Regions from separate parts of the Mus musculus genome. Here region 1 is linked to region 2. Evidence: chromatin loops called from intact Hi-C (ENCODE). Cell type or tissue: left cerebral cortex. All regions are shown on one strand. Each heading gives the region's core, and the rest is flanking DNA. Links, peaks and the distances in the headings are about the cores only. Region 1 overlaps Ints9 (integrator complex subunit 9). Region 2 overlaps Zfp395 (zinc finger protein 395).

Region 1 (8,333 bases), core at 272-8,271, 350 kb after region 2:
TGTAAGACCTTTATTTAAATGTAAATCTACGCTCAACCCTAAAGATGGATCCCTTATCTGTTCTTAGCATGGCCTCACTGAATCAATCTTCCTGTTTCTCACTGTTTTGCCCCATTACTTGGTGTCTTAAGGTGGGTGGCTGAGCCCAGTTTATAGCACTGCCAGGGCCATGCTTTCATTCTGAAACCTCTGGTAACAGGGCCACCAGGAAGGAGTACTATACAGCAGTCAACACGAGCAGCAAAGGCAGACGAGCTTCCCTTCACTTGAGTGGGGATTAGAAACCACAGCAGCCAGTGAAATGTCTGCATGGTGCCAATGCTATCACGAGTGGCTTCTCTCACTGTGCCCATGGGACTCTGTAACTACTGTCACATCAGCATAGCTTACCAGAGAGAGCAGGAACGACCAACCACTCCCTTACCACAGTGTTGACAACCTCAGCAAAATCCTAGTGGTGTCCAAGTTTTGGGCTTTGTGAATTAATGTACTATGGTCATTCACTGAGGGACAGGACTCCTGGTACAGCTGAGTCACTGTGTCTTCCTGTGGGATGCACATGTCACGGGGCACCAAGGTGAGACTATAACAAATCTACGAAAACCTCTCCAAAAATCCAGCTCAAACACGAAAGCTAACACTGTTCCCAGCCCACCATGAGTAATCATCCTATCCTGGCTAGCTTCTTGCTGCTTCTACACAGGCCACTGAGGTGACTAATTGTGGAATTCTTGTGGCAGCACCCAATGGGGAATGAGCCCAACATTTGTGAATCTGTCACCCCGTCCCCGCGAGAAGAGAAGAAGGTGATGATAGGGATGGTGTGATGGCTATTCTTGGTTGTCAACTTGACTATATCTGGAACAAATTACCATCCAGAAATAGAAGGCACCTGTGAGAGATTATGTTTGCTTGGTTTGAAGTGGTGAATCCACTTCTAGTTCAGACCTTTGAGGCGGGAAGACACCTTTAATCTGGGCTATACCTTCTCTGGCAGCCTACATAGGGACAAGAAGGAAACTTTTGCTCTTCGCCTGCTTGCCTTCCCCTTGCTGGCACAGCATCCCTTCCCTGGCCTATTTCTTCAGGATAACAGCATATACTAAAGACCAGCTGAGACATTCAGCCTCGTGAGACCGAGCAACTACTGGACTTTCCATTCACAGCTATACTAATACATCACACACACACACACACACACACACACACACACACACACACACACACACACACACACACAGAGAGAGAGAGAGAGAGAGAGAGATTCATTCTACACCCTAGAGAACCCTGAGTGATACTGACTGATGGAGATGGGCATGTTGGAGGCTATACCGAGGTTTCGAGATCCTGACTTCACAGCCTGTGTGATTGCTAAGCTTACACGCAGCGTGAAGACCTCACAGTGATAAAATAGGGGATCCCTAAGTCACCTCTGCCTGGCCTCATCTCACTGAAGGCTTTGTTCCTTCCTGAGGACTCTGTTTCCAGAAGAGTAGCTGGAAACCAGAGCAGACCAGAGTCAAAGATCCAAGGCCCAGCTAATTAAACAACCCTAACTGGGGAGAGCAGACCAAGGTTAGAATCATCGAGGTTCTCAACACCTTATAAAATCCTATCCAAAGCAGGATAGAGTTCAGTATTGAAAAAAACAAAACAAAAAACCCAAAAACCAAAAAGGAACAGAAATGAAAGTTATGCTTGATCAACAGTTGCCCAACATGGCTTCACCTTTATTCCTTTGCATCTATGCTGTTCCTGTTTAGTTTTGGAGACAGGGTGCTCTGGAATTCGATCCTCCTGCCTCAGCTTCTCCAGTGCTGAGGTTAGAGTGTGCAAGGCTGATGGGCTATATTTATGCTTTCCTCTCTGCGCTGTAGGCTCAGGCACCATCAGCCCGATGGAAGGACTCTAACCCTTACCTGTGAATATGATGGTGTTGAGGCTGGACTTCCCCCAGAGCTCCATGAAGTGGACGACGTCCCCAAAGCGGAGGGAAGGATGTCCGGTGAACAGCACACACGGCTGTCTGAAGTCATTGCTGAAGTCACCGTGGATGCTGCGGTAGTGCTTCAGCTTATTCGTCTGAATGAGCTAAAACACACAAAAACCCAAGTGCTGTTGGCCGCGGAACCCAGCTGTGCTGGAGAAATGACCAAAAAATACAATCGAAGACGGCAGGCCACAGACTAGGAGAAGACTAAAAAGCTACCCCTGCATGAGGCCTGCTGTCCAACCTGAACAACCTGGTTTATGCCAGAGGTCGGCAGAGATAACTCAGCGAGACAGCAAGTGAGTATCTGGAGACACTTAGAACCAGGCACCAGTGGGGAAATGCCAACCACAGCAGCAGACGCTGCTCCTTATCCAGTACAATGGCCGATGTTAGACCCACCACACCAAATGCTGGCCAGAGTGTAGTACAGAGGACTCTCTCCCTCCTTGCTGGTGGGATGAGAAATGGCACAGCCACTGTGGAAGACTTTGTTGTTGTATATATACACTTACCAGAGGACCCAGTAATCATGCTCCTTTGATATTTAACTCAAAGGAGCTGATAGCTTAAGATCCACATGTACAGCAGTTTGCTTACAACTGTCAACACTTGAAAACAACTAACATGTCCTGCAGTTGGTAAACGGATAAACTGGCACATCAAGATAAGACTATGGACTATGAATTCAGTGCTGAAGAAGCTATGAGAAGATGGAGATGAATGCATTACTAAGCAAAAGATGAGAATATGAAGAGGCTGCACACTACGTTGGTTGAACATTGGCATTCTGGGAAAGACAATGGAGTGGAGGCAGAGGTTGCACCACAAAGCCCACATAACTCTGGATGGGCCTTTGAGTACACAGTAGGGGCATCATCCAGAGTTCTTGTGCATTTTCGGCAATATTCTCGTGTATTATGGTATACAGAACAGAGGCACCAAGTGTGTTTATAGCTGTGTCGGACACTGCTGTTTCTGAAATGGAGATATCAGCCGAGAATTCTTTTAACAAAAATCAAGGAATAACCTGTCCAATAACAGGAGAACTATTAAGAGTGAATTAAGTCACTGTTGTGTATCTGTGATATAGGACTGATGACTGGCCGCAATAACACAGTAATAATACCACGAGTCACCCAGAGGAAAGCGAGTGAGATGCAAACCACTGATGGGGATCAAACAGAGGCACAGACACACCCAGCAGGTCTATAAGGACAGGACTTCCCATATGGTCCAGGGAATACACAGTTGGTAAAGTGCTTGCTGTAAGGACCTGAGTTTGGGCCCTCAGCACCCACATGAAAAGCTGGTGTGCCTATGTGTGCCCAGTCCTGGGGATGTGCAGTCAGGAGGATTTCTGAGGCCTGAAAGCCAGCCAGCCTGGCTGAATTAATAAGGTCCAGCTTCTGTAGGATAACTTATCTCAGCTTGGCGTGGTGGGGCGTGGTGGCGCACGCCTTTAATCCCAGCACTCGGGAGGCAGAGGCAGGCGGATTTCTGAGTTGGAGGCCAGCCTGGTCTACACAGTGAGTTCCAGGACAGCCAGGGCTACACAGAGAAACCCTGTCTCAAAAACCAAAACCAAAACCAAAACCAAAACAAACCAAAAACAAAAAAACTTATCTCAAAAAACCAAGGTGGGGGGGGGGGGGAGGATTAAGGTTGGTAACTGATGCACACATATATGGACATATATATATAAATAATTTGAAAATTAAATAAATTTTACATATATGATTGACATGTCTAGAAGGAACATTTTAAAGAGAATGTTTACTTTTATTTAATGTGTGTATTTTTGCCTGTATATATTGAGTCAGATCTCCCGGAACTGGAGTTTACAGATGCTTGTGAGCCACCACGTGGTGGTGGGAATTGAACCTGGGTCCTCTGGAAAAGTATCCAGTGCTTTTAATTTTAACTACTGAGCATTTCTCCAGCCCTTAGAGAGAACATTTGGTAATAGATTTGCTCCTATGGAAGGTGGGAGTAGATATCAGAATAAAATTCCCCGGAATAAGCTATAACAGGAGGGCTGTGAACTGCCCAGACTTATGGTAATACGATGTGTTTATTAGAGGGAGCAAATTAATTAAATGAATTGTGTGCTGGAGTACTTTTCAACCTTTCTATTTATTTATTTTTTTGAATTATAGTCTTGCTGTGTAAACCTGACTGGCCTGGAATTCACTTTGTAAACCAGGCTGGCCTGTCTCTGCCTCCCCAGTGCTGGGATTAAAGGTCTGTACCTTACTCAGCCCCTTTCACAGCGTGTGTGTGTGTGTGTGTGTGTGTGTGTGTGCGCGCACGCGCATGCGCATGTATAGTTTAAGACTTAGTGTTGCTGGATCCCAGGCTGGCCTGGAACTCACACCTGTCTGCTCCCGCAGTGCTGGGTTTACAGGCGTTTGCCACTCTACCTGGCTCTACCTAGGGCTGTTTTAGGCATGAAGACTGCCACTATCCTATGTCACACCACCACCCACATTTCGTTTGGGCCCTTTTGGTATTTTCTTACCTCTGCATGTGGGAAAGGTGGTTCTGGGAGGTAAACTTTACTCTGTTTGTTGTGACAAAGCCTTTAAAGAGGAAGACACAGGTGTTAGGCAGTGTACTGGGCGTCTACTGCCACCTAGTGGCAGCAGCACAAACACTAAACACTCCAGTTTTTTAAAGCTTTCACTCTGGCATTGACTCTGAATAAAAGCTGGGCCTGGCTCATGCAGGATGCTGTTTCAGGTAAGTACAGCTTTTATGAAAACAAAAACAAAAACAAAACAAAACAAACAAACAAAAAAAACCCCAAAACCAAAACCAAACCAAACCGAACCAAACCAAACTAACAACAAAAAACCCCTACTTGTTTAAAATAATCCAGTCCCAAGGGATGGTAGGCCCTCTTCAGCCTCTGCAGGCTGTGCACTGCGCATGTGTTACACAGACAGTCATGCAAGCTGAACACACACACATAAAATGAAAATAAGTAAATCTTCAGAAAAGAGAACAAGAACTAAGAAGTAATAAGAGAGCAGGGGTAGTGGTGTATGCTTGCAATCTCAGCAGTTAGAACCCTGGGGGAAGGAAAATCCAGAGTTCAGAGCTAGCCTCAGCTACATAGTGAGTTGAAGCCAGCCTCAGCAACACGAACCCTGCTTCAAAGAAGCGGTGTGTGAGCCCATGCAGCAGTGCCCGTGCAGAGACCGGGCAGCCGCGCAGGGGCTGTACACTAGACACTCAGGTTTTGGAGCTACCATTTTTATAACTGTTTTGAGTTTTGCTTTGTGCATGTTAGACAAGAACTCTGCCTTGGCACTGTGTCCCAGACTTGATTTGGATCTGGGCTGCTTTCCACTCTTGGTCCTTTTCCTGTTTCAGGATCCAGTCTGAGACACCATGTTATGTTTAGTGCCTTTCTGAGACATGGCTTCTTGCTGCCGCCCACGCCCTCTCCATTACAGTAGCACTACTCACACCAGTTGTAGGGAACTGAGATGGGAGGATTAGAGTTTGAGGCCAGACTGGGTTACATACCTAGAGAGACTTTGCTCAAAACAAAAGCTACAGAGGAGCCTCGGAAACTGCAATGTGACAAACAAGACCAGAAAGCTCAACAACTGGCCAGCCGATGGGCTCTGACTGTCTGTCTCTGTCTGTCTGTCTGTCTGTCTCTTTCTCTCTCTCCTTCACTGTCCTGGGACTCACTCTGTAGACCAGGCTGGCCTCAAACTCAGAGATCCACCTGCCTCTGCCTCCTGAGTGCTGGGATTAAAGTGTGCACCACCATGCCTAGCTTGGGAACTCTCTTTTAAGGACCCTGTCAAAGTACTGTAAAAACAATAGGTTCAGAGGTGAGAATTTAGACTAAGTCCCCAAAATGTATTTATTTTTTTTCTATCTATAGTTTTCTTTCACCTTTCATTATTATTTTTTTAAAGATTTATTTTTATTTTATGTATGTGAGTACACTGTAGCTGTCTTCAGTCACACCAGAAGAGGTCATCGGATCCCATTACAGATGGTTGTGAGCCATTACAGATGGTTGTGAGCCACCATGTGGTTGCTGGGAATTGAACTCAGAACCTTTGGAAGAGCAGTCGGTGTTCTTAACTGCTGAGCCATATTTCCAGCGCTTTCACCTTTCTGTAAAAATCTCTTTTTGGGAGAAGGTAAAAACATGGCAGACACCTTCAGAGAATCACCTGCACATCTAAATGGATACTAGCTCTTGGACACTAGCTGTGTCTGCATTTCAGGTTCAGGAGGGAGAAATCTGAGAGCTTAGTACTGTACCCTGAACAGTAGAGGGCAATGCAGAAGGGACCACAGGACCACTTGCAGATTAGTGACCCGCAAGTGACAGGAAAGTGCTTTCTGCTAAGAGATATGTCCTCCCCTCAGTTCTAGAATCTTCACGTAGGCACAACAGATAGGGACCTCCACCTTGCTGAGACTGCAGCTGCTGGAGTTCAGCTCTGTGAGTCTGTAATACCCGTCACCCCTCCCCCAAGATGCTGTGCCCCCCAAAGCTACAGCTACTGCAGTCCTGCACTCCTGAGGGCACTATGGCTCAGGAAGAGGCTCTGGGAATTTCCCTCTCCCCTAAAAAGAAAACAAACCCAACAAGCAAGCAAACAAAAGTGTCCTTATCTGGAGTTGGGGCTGATACTGGTAGAGCAGGGAGCAGGGGGCTTTTGCAGACTACAGCAGATGCCCCTGAGATCAGGAAGCACAGAGTAGTTTTGAGCAGACACAAGTAAGCAGCTGGGCCTGAGGGTGCTCCCCCCGGAACACTCTTCTAAGCAAGAAAGGGGGGAGGCAGGGAGCTGGAATGGAGTGATGTTGGTCCTGGCTTGGGGTTAGCAGGCCTAACTTGGCTCCACCACAATCCCTTGCTGAGTTACTCCACTCTAGAGCTAGCACTTGTTCAATTAAGCAACCGAATTCCTGTTAGGCAGCAAGTGCTTTGCAGGCCGCTGTACAAAGGGGGCTAGCAAAGCAAAGCAGGGAGTCTAAAGCCAGTGGGGACTCTGACCCTGACTGGGCTCCAGGTCACACTGGAATGGCCTTAATGACGCTTTCACACTTTCAGTCCCTTGCTGCTTTCAGACAGTGTCCAGCTGCCTAGAGGACTCCCGGTGTAGCTGAGGAGAATGGCAGTTGGCTAGGAGGAGGGCAGCGACTAACAGCGGGAGAGCTTAGAAAAGGAGGAAGACTTTTACTCTAGTTCTCTCCTTGGTAAACCATGATCGCTAAGTCTCTCTGAGGGAAGATCATACGTCCCCATCTTTCTCCTCTTTACACCCTTCCTTCTCCCTCTTCCCTAATGTTCCCCATGCCCTCTTGAGGAGCTGCCGCTGACACTGCTCCTCTCCTAGGCAGCCACACTCATTCTGTGGGTGCCAAGGACATTCCAAGCTGTGGTGCCTGCCTGGCTGCCCGGTCTCTGCATGGACACTGCAGCATGGGCTCACACACCACTTTCTTCTGCTTCTTTCTTCCTTCTTCCTTCCTTCCTTCCTTCCTTCCTTCCTTCCTTCCTTCCTTCCTTCCTTCCTTTCTTTCTTTCTTTCTTTCTTTCTTTCTTTCTTTCTTTCTTTCTTCCTCCTTCCTTCTTCTTTCTCCCTCCTCTCCTCCTCCTCCTTTTTTTTTTTTTTTTTTTTTTTCCAAGACAGGGTTTCTCTGTATATCCCTGGCTGTCCTGGAACTCATTCTGTAGACCAGGCTGGCCTAAAAATCAGAAATCCACCTGCCTCTGCCTCCCAAGTGCTGGGATTAAATGAGTGCGCCACCACTGCCCGGCTAACACCACTTCTTTGAAGCAGGGTTTCATGTTGCTGAGGCTGGCTTCAACTCACTATGTAGCTGAGGCTAGCTCTGAACTCTGGATTTTCCTTCCCTCAGGGTTCTAACTGCTGAGATTGCAAGCATACACTGCTACCCCTGCTCTCTTATTACTTCTTAGTTCTTGTTCTCTTTTCTGAAGATTTGCTTATTTTCATTTTATGTGTATGTGTGCTCAGCTTGCATGTCTGTCTGTGTAGCACATGTGCAGTGCACAGCCTGCAGAGGCTGAAGAGGGCCTACCATCCCTTGGGACTGGAGTTACAGACAACTGTGACCTGCCATGCAGGTCCTGGGAACTGAATCTGGGTCCTCTGGAGCAGTACTCAGAGCTCCTCCACTCCCTTTTTTAGTTTTGATAAATGTGTTTGCCCTGAGCGATGCTAACATTGGGGTAAAGTAGGTGAAAGGTGTCCGGGAACTCTATTGTCATTATGGTTTTCCGTAAATCTAAAATTATTCTAAGGTACAAAGTTTATTACTTAAACTGAAAGAAATC
Region 2 (8,333 bases), core at 67-8,066:
GTAAATAAACTCACTTGGGAACCTGCCTCCCCAAAGACCCAGTTGCCCCCCCCCCCGATTGCTAGTTTTTATTTTGTTTTTTAAGACTCCTGTTTCATGTAGCTCAGGCTGAAATTTCCTACGCAGCGGAGGATGACCTTGGGTTTCTCATGCCCTACCCCACCACCCAAGCATTCACCAGCACGTCCAGTTTATGCAGTGCTGGAGACCAAACCGTGGACTCCGTGCACGCTAGGCAAGTCCTTCACTAACCGAGCCCAGCCCCAGCCCCGACTCCCAGGTCCTTTCCTGAGACCATCCCACTTCTCCTTCTCTAACTGTGTTCACATACTTTCTGTAGTTGCTTTGTTTATGAGGCAAGGTCTTGCTAGATAGCCATGGCTGGCCTGGAACTTACTATCCAGGTCAAGTTGGCCTTGACTTGTGGCAATCCTCCTGCCTCTGCCCCCTAAAGTGCTAAGACCCTAAGTAAGAGTTAATATCACCCAGCTCGGTCACATTTTATTTCTATGGAAATGAAATCATTTTTGGTAAGCTTGTTTTCACTTAATAAGCCAGCTAACCTTGTTCTACATCAGGAAGTATTGTTCTGTAAAAACAGCCACCAGGGCTTCCTTAGTGAGGGTCCTTCCCCCGCTATTGCCAGATCAGTCCTGAGGGCTTTTATTAGCCACACAGACTCGTAGGCTGGGTTCCCTTCAAAGCTGCAGACAACCTTGGAAACGCACTGAGCTGTTTTTCTCCTAGAAACTAACACCACCAGGGCTGGAAAGTGGCTCCGCGGTCACAAGCACAGGCTGCTCTTCCAGAAGACTGGCATTTGGTTCTAGTACCCACATGGAAACTCAAATTCCTATTTCTAACCTCTGCCAGCACCAGCACAGACCCAGACAGACATGCAGGCAAAGCATTTGTATGCAGAAAGTAAAAACAATAAATCATTAAATAGAAGAGGGAAAAACAGCCTCTGCCAAGCACACTGTCCGTCTGTTCCCACCCCACCCACCCCACCCCACCCTAACCCCCCCCCCCCTATCACGTGCCTCTCCACTCCTCTGGGTCTCTGCTGCCCCAGGACTGTCTGTTAAGCTGAATGTGCATAGGGCACATTCCAGGTGTGGTGAGGCTGGGCTGGGGTGGGCAATAAAGCCAACAGGGCTTTCGGGACCTGATTCCAGTTGCTGCTTCCCCAGCCCAGAACACCATCAGGCTAATTGTTCACAGACTAAATATCTCAAAAAGTATCCTAAAGGTGGGCAGTGGTGGTGCATGCCTTTAGTTCCTCAGTATTAGGGAGACAGAGGCAGGAGGATCTCTGAGATTAAGGCCAGCCTGGTGGTCTCCAGAGTGAGTTCCAGGACAGCCAATGTTACAAAGAGAAACTCTATCTTGGAAAACAACAACAACAACAACAACAACAACAAAAAGAGTATTCCAGCACATTCCTCCTCCTCCTCTCCTCCTCTTCCCTCTCCCCTCCTGCCACCCCCCTTCCTTCCCCAATTCATAACCAGAATGCTGTTCGGGCCATAGAGATAACTCAGTAGGTAAAGTCACTTCCCACCAAGCCTGACAACCCCATGACAAATCTGACTCCTGAAAGTTACTCTCTGACCTCCATACCCACACAAATAATCAACTGTGGCAAACGGCATCTCCTAGCCCTAAGTACCCTTTAAACACTTGTCAGCATCAAATGTCTTTGAGCTGTTCTATAAGCCTTTACTGTCTGCCCTAGTCCAAAAGTACCTCAGGGCTGATTTGTCTGGGTCCCATGTCACAGACTCAACCCTCCCCCATACCCCCCCTTCTTTCCCCAACTAGCCAAGCAAGTTCTACTAGCAACCAAGACGGAAAAGATAGCTATAAAAGAAGTGGAGAGAGTGTGAGCCAGAGGGGATGGGAACACCCAGAGAACAAGGCCCTGTAAATCAACAGGAGCAAAGCCCATACATAGTGTTTTCATGATGTCCCTGAATGTGCAAACAAGAGGCTCTCCGGTTGCTGTGTCTTCTCTTGGGCTCTTTTCCTTATGTTGGTTTGTCCTGTCCAACTTCCATGTGATAGCTCGTGTTTTATCTTACACTTTGGGGGGCCCCCGAGGTGGGGGGGAGGGGATGTATTTTGAAACAGGGTTTCTCTGTGTAGCCCTGGCTGTCCTAGAGCTTGCTTTGCAGACCAGGCTGGCCTTGAACTAGCAAAGATCTACCTGCCTCCCGAGAGATGGGGTTAAGGCCTGTGCCAGGCTTTGTCATGCTTTCTTAAATGGATAAACACACGATGAATGAAAAGCTAGCCACCTGGGTAAAGGTGGTCAATAGAACTGATCCTTGCGCCTGCGGGAGAGGGACATCAATCTTCCCCGAAGGAATGGCACTGGGTGTGTCAACCCCTCCAGGGCAGGCCTCACGTCCAGGAGTAGCAACATAACTGCACGAGGCTTTTTTGCTACTTTTTGTTGTTGTTGCTGTTGTTGAAGTTTTGTGTTTTTTCTTTCTGTTGGGTGTTGCTTTATTTTGTCTTCTTGGTGTTGGGTGGGTGGGGGGTGTTGTTGTGTTGGATTTTTGTTTGTTTTTGTTTGCTTTGAGAAAGAACTTAAAATTGGATAGGGAGGGGAGGGGAGAAGATCTGGATGGACTGGATGGACTGAAGAATATGATCGAAACATTTCAATTCGATCTGTTCAAATCTGTTTTAAATTTTAAAAATATAATAAAAAAGAAAAAGCAAAACAATAACAGCAAAAGGATAATAAGAAAGAGGCAGCCAGGCGATGGTGGAGCACTCCTTTGAGCCCAGCTCTCTGCAGGCAGAGGCAGACGGATCTCTGCGTTCAAGGCCTGCCTGGTCTGAGTTCCAGGACAGCCAGGGCTACACAGAAAGCCAGTCTCAAAAAGAACAAAAGAATGAATTAACAAATGGAGTGGTGGGAAGGGGGAAGGGAAGGGAGGGGAAGGGAGGGGAGGGAGGGGAGAAAGGAAAAGCCAGTTCTCTGCTCAAAGTCTGTAATCTGATATACTGGCAGCTTGATCAGGAGTCCCCAAGAAACAAAGCAAGAATATGGCATGCAGAATCTCCAAGTTAGGTGGCTGGTGCCTTCACACTCTGAGAACTTTGTGACTACAAATTAAAAATAAAAGGTGCCCCAGATAAATGGCTTTTAAACTGCAGCCACCGGTCAGGCTGTGTGACCCAGTGTAGAGTGTCCCTGGTGTAAGAGAGGCCCTAGGTTCAAGAACAGGCACAGGAAAAAAAGGAGCACAGAGCAAAAGAAAGCTAACGTGTAATGTCACTGACTGACAACAGGTGGCAGTACTAATACAGAGAAACCAGCAGTCCTTTGCTTGCCCTCCCTTCCCCCAAAAGAAACCCAGGAGCTTTGCTGAGCCGGAAGTTTGGGGTTTCTAGTACTGAAAATGAAGCCGGCGGTGTTTCCAAACCTTGGTTCCCAGTCTTCAGAAAGAACCTGAGATGTTTGGGCAACAAACTCTGACGCTGTTTTTGGAAGCCTGTCTTCTTTTTAAAGAATGCTCTTCTGTTGGTTGGTAAGCCTGTACCTTCCAGAAGCCAGAGAGATCTGCGCAAATAGGCAACTCTGCTCCTGGCCTGCTTCCACAGGCTGGCTACTTTCTCCAAAAATCCACTCAAAAACACACATTATGCTTTCAGGATTCAGAAGTAATGGGGCAATAATGACAGAAGTTGGCCGGAAAGATGGGTAGAGGAGCAAAGTCACACCTATTTTGGAAGTGCTAGCTGGTCAATTGGCATGGCGGGTCTCACCCTGCCTCCTAGTATGCACGCACCCTCCAGCTGGCCTCTTTCAGGACCCTCTTCCCCCACCAGGAAGCTTTCTTGAGAAATACTCATGGTTCCAGAACCAGCCAGCCTTCTAATTTGCCACGTGACTCTTTTCTGTGGCAGCAGAGAAAATTAGGAAACCTGTATTGTAAAGTAACGAGGACTGGATTTCAGCATGTAGCTAAACGCTGCCTTTCCGGTTTTACGTTCTCCACTTACAGATCCCTTGATGGGTCATAAACTCATAAAGTGGTCTCAGAACGTCCTAAGGGGCATCTGGAGTCCCAAATGCTGTCCATAGGAAAGGGATCGCTTATGTGCTTTGGTCAACGACCAGCCTCAGCAAACGCATCCTGATGTGCTAATGGCCTTTAATGCAGACATCTGCTCTCCGTTACCTAACTGAACCTGACAGAACAGTAAAACAAACTCGATGGTCCAGAATCACAAACTGCCATTCATCACATGATGGCTACTGGACAACGGCCTCTCTCTCTCTCTCTCTCTCTCTCTCTCTCTCTCTCTCTCTCTTTCTCTCAGCACACGTCTGCAAGTGCACAGAGCTGCATCTGACGGCTGTGCCTCTCACCACCCAGGGGCATTGCGGCATGCCATGACATCACCCAGCAGCACTTCCAGGACACAGGTCAGAAGCCAGCGGCTTATTACACAACGCATGGGACTTGTGTCAGAGTTGAGGAGGTGAGGTTTACAGCGAGGTTTCTAACTGCAAAAGCCCTGACGTTCACCAAGTTGATGATGAGGGTTGAAATGAAGACAAGAGGCTCCTATTAAACCCCTGTTTTCGTGTCTTTACAGAGATCTCACACCCAGCGCATACACAGTAGCCTGAGTTTTTAGTACTTAATATCCTGGGTACCGTCCTCATCTTTTACTGGAGAACTACCAGGTTTCTTTTTTTTTTTTTCCTTTAAATCTTTAATGTTTTAACTTGAATTTCTTTTCAATGTTATTTTCTAAATTCAACCAGAAGACAGAAGTTTGTCAGGAAACCGTGTCTCCTGTTTCCAGCAGATCTCCACCAGCATCTCTTTCCACACATGACTAGCAAGTATCTCGGCTGATAGGTGCAGTGTACACCTGTGTGTTGACAGTGATTATGAGCAAATACATTCATATAACCATTGTGGTTCACAGGCCGCCATTTGCACTTTGTCACATCCCATCCCCATTAGCTGGTGGTTCTCAGCCTTTGAGGGAAAAACAAAACAAAACAAAAAACCAACAGCAACAAAACTTAACCTACTTGGGTTTTTTTCTCCCCAGAGACAGGAGAAAACCCCACCTGGTTTAAGTTAGAAACCCCAGTAAGGGGGCTGGAAAAAGGACTTAGCAGTTCATAGAATGAACTGTCTTACAGAAGACTCAAGTTTGATTCCCAGCACCTATGTCACTCATGGGAGCTCTGACGGCATTGTTCTGCTCTCTCTTTGGACAACTGCACTCACGTGCACACACCCAGTCACACACACACATAATTAGAAATAAAAATAAATCAAGAAGAAGAAGACGACGACGATGACGACAACGAAATCCCAGTGAGGGTTAACCCAAAGCCTCTGATCTCAGCCATCCATCCAGCTCTTTGGTGTGTGTGCACATTCTGGGGACATGTGTGGGTAGGAGGGCAACCTCAGGCGTCTGTCCTCACCACCCACCCGTGTACCCTAGGCTAGGGACGCTCACCCTGCTGCTCTTTCACTCTATCTTGTTGTAGAAGCTGGGGGAACAGATTTGAGCTACCACACTGTTTCACTGAGTTGGAGGGACTTGGGCACAGCTCTTCGTACCTGTACAGAGAGCGCTTCCTAGCTATCTCCCCAACTCCTATAGAATGGGAGCATATACATTTAAGAGTTTCATACCATACTCTTGAGATGCACAGCACTGCACATCTATTAGCGGTCTACTTGGTATTTCTAAATCCACTGGCCTCAGGCTGGTGAGTGAGTGACAACCTGCGTCTGACACACTTGGTAGAAAGAAAGAAAGAACTAAGTCCTGCAAACTGTTGACCTAGATACATGTACTGTGACATGCACACCCACACCCAAAACTTAAATAAATAACATAGAATTTTTAAAATTGCAAATCAGCTGTCCAGATAGTAAAGTTTGAATTCTTGGGGCATTCTAACTATTGTATTTTTCTAAAGGTTTAAAAAAAAAAGTGACATTTAAATAAAAATCAGCCAATCAAGAATCAGGGCTGGACCCCTCTCCACAACATCCGGTAATGGAGCATGGGGCCTCTTACTGTTGTGAGTAACAGATGTAACAGGATCATGGAAGGGAAGAATAATGATCTCAAGTAACAGAGCCATTTTCATACTCCAGCGATGGGCCAGAGCAGCAGGTCATCCGATCCGGTTTCCAGCAAATAACAAATGAATCTGATCAGCAAATATGCCCGTGGGTCTCATGGCCCAGCTGGCATTCAACGGGGTGACAGAGGCGGTTCAGTGCTGCTGAGGGAAAGGAAGGAGTTCACAGCTCTCCCCAGCAACAGGCGCCCCGCCCCGCCCCGCACCGCCCCATTCCGCCCCTCCTCCCAGTTCTCACAGAAACACAGCACCCTTTGTTCCTAACTGTCCTGCTGGCTTGACTCTCTAGAACAAGACAGTGATCAGCACAGAGCCTAGCACCCAGGAAGGGCTCTCATCTGAAAACCTCAAACACCAAGAGCTCGTGTATAGTGTCATAACATTGAAAATTCCACACGTGACTACATGTGAAAACACGGGCATGTTAAAAATAACGTGCAAGGAGCTCCAGAGACCACCTGGCAGTTAAGAGCAGTCTCTCACATAAGATCAGGATTCATTCACTCAGCTCCCAGCACCCACGTGGCAGCTCACAACCAACAGGTCCAGGAGATCCAACCACCCTCCTGACCTCAGAGGCCACTAGTTATGCACATGACACATACATACATGTAAGCATTCATACATACATACATACATACATACATACATAAACATGCACAGTGAGCGAGAAATGGTAAAATTATGTTTAAGGTATGTGACTATGAAACAGATGACTCGGGGTTCAGACACGGATTTCTGCAGATGTTCCCAGTTTGGGGGCAGGGTGGAATAACTGATAAGCTTCTCTTCCCAGAAGCCTCTGCTGAAGAATATTCAACCAGCAGCGCTGGGACTACAGAGCCTTTTGCAGACTGTCATACTTTGCTTGTCACTCAAGGTTTGTTATTTCAATCAAATCTTCTCAGGGCCCAGATTCAAGAATAGTTTGGGGCCGGGAAAAATGGCTCAGTGGTTAAGAGTACTTGCTTCCAGCAGAGGATCCTGTGGAGTTCCCAGAACCCACATGGCAATGCACGACCATCTATAATTCCAGTTCTAGGGGATTTGATGCCCTCTGCAGGCCTCCTTGAGCACTGCATGCAAGTGATACAGGCAAAACACTCATACACATAAAACAAATAAAATTGCAAATGAAACAAAAAAATAGTTCTAAAAAGGACCTGCTGCTTCCCCTGACGTGAAGGTAGACATCAAAGCAAGGCAGAAGGCTGGAAAGAGGACCCTGCTGTTAAGGGCATTTGCTGCTCTTGCAGAGGACCCAGGTTCAATTCCCAGCACCCACATGGCAGCTCACAACCCCAATTCCAAGGGTTCTTGTGCCTTCTTATGGCCTCTGTGGGTATTGCACACATGTATAAACATACATGCGTATAGGCAAAACACTCATACACATTTTTAGAAAAAGTAAAGCAGTTTTTTTGGTTGTTAGACATATTTTAATGTGTCTGAGTGTTTTATATGTGTACCATGTCCGTGCCTGGCTCCCACAGAGGTCCGCAGACAATATCTGATCACCTAGAACTGGCGTCCCAGATAGACGCGAGCCAACATATGGAGACTGAAAACAGAACCCAGGATCTCTGCAAGAGCAACAAGTGTCCTTATCCACTGAGCCATCTCTCCCGCCCAAGGCAGGGCCTTAGACAGCACTCAAACTCTGCTCTAAGACTGATTTCATAAGAGGCAGGCCTTATAGTGCAGGCAGGGTTGTGATCCCAGCTAACCGGGAAGTTGAGGCAAGAGGATTCCAAGTTCAAGGCCCGACTAAGCTACACAGTAAGTTCAAGGCAAGCCTGGGGACTTAGTGAGACTCAGTTTCAAAGTTTTTAAAAGATGAAAAGGAGGGGGGGGAGCCAGCATTGAAATAGCATGCACCAAAGCTCTGGGTTCAACCCCTAGCTCTGAACACACACACACACACACACACACACACACACACACACACACACACACAGAGGAAAAGAACGGGCAAAAAGCAGGTAATACATGTATAGGTGCAATCCCTATAGTCCTGAGGAGGCTGAAGCAGGGGAGAACAGCCTAGACAACACAGTAAGAAGATCCTGTTTCAACCAGCAGAAAGTAAATACATACATAACAGAGAGGGAATGTTATGGTTAAACCTGACTGAAACTGGGCTCAAACTCCTCCCCGGAGGAGACAGGGAGATAAAGGAGTGCTGACT

What was found. Hi-C counts contacts between places; a loop is a spot of excess contacts. Peaks named below come from ENCODE experiments on the same cell type or tissue, not always from the same donor. Only the 100,000 strongest peaks of a DNase experiment are listed, where the experiment ranks them.
Region 1: a loop joins it to region 2, with 4 times the contacts of the local background. A loop is called at or near these places in 9 of 42 quality-filtered maps.

The regions. Positions count from the first base shown.
Region 1 is chr14:65,022,644-65,030,976 of GRCm38, reverse strand. Ints9 (integrator complex subunit 9) reads right to left here. Exons shown (of 17, transcript NM_153414.5): 11 at 4,512-4,572; 12 at 1,920-2,091. Among named protein-coding and RNA genes, the nearest start is that of Gm52118, 20 kb to the left of the region's middle. In left cerebral cortex, for the core only: CTCF peaks have their summits at 4,625 (motif pointing left) and 6,287 (motif pointing right); DNase peaks (open chromatin) are centred at 4,616, 5,382 and 6,978.
Region 2 is chr14:65,376,761-65,385,093 of GRCm38, reverse strand. All of the region lies in intron 1 of Zfp395 (zinc finger protein 395), which reads right to left. Among named protein-coding and RNA genes, the nearest start is that of Zfp395, 22 kb to the right of the region's middle. In left cerebral cortex, for the core only: CTCF peaks have their summits at 3,300 (motif pointing right) and 7,210 (motif pointing left); DNase peaks (open chromatin) are centred at 741 and 3,366; H3K27ac peaks cover 555 bases.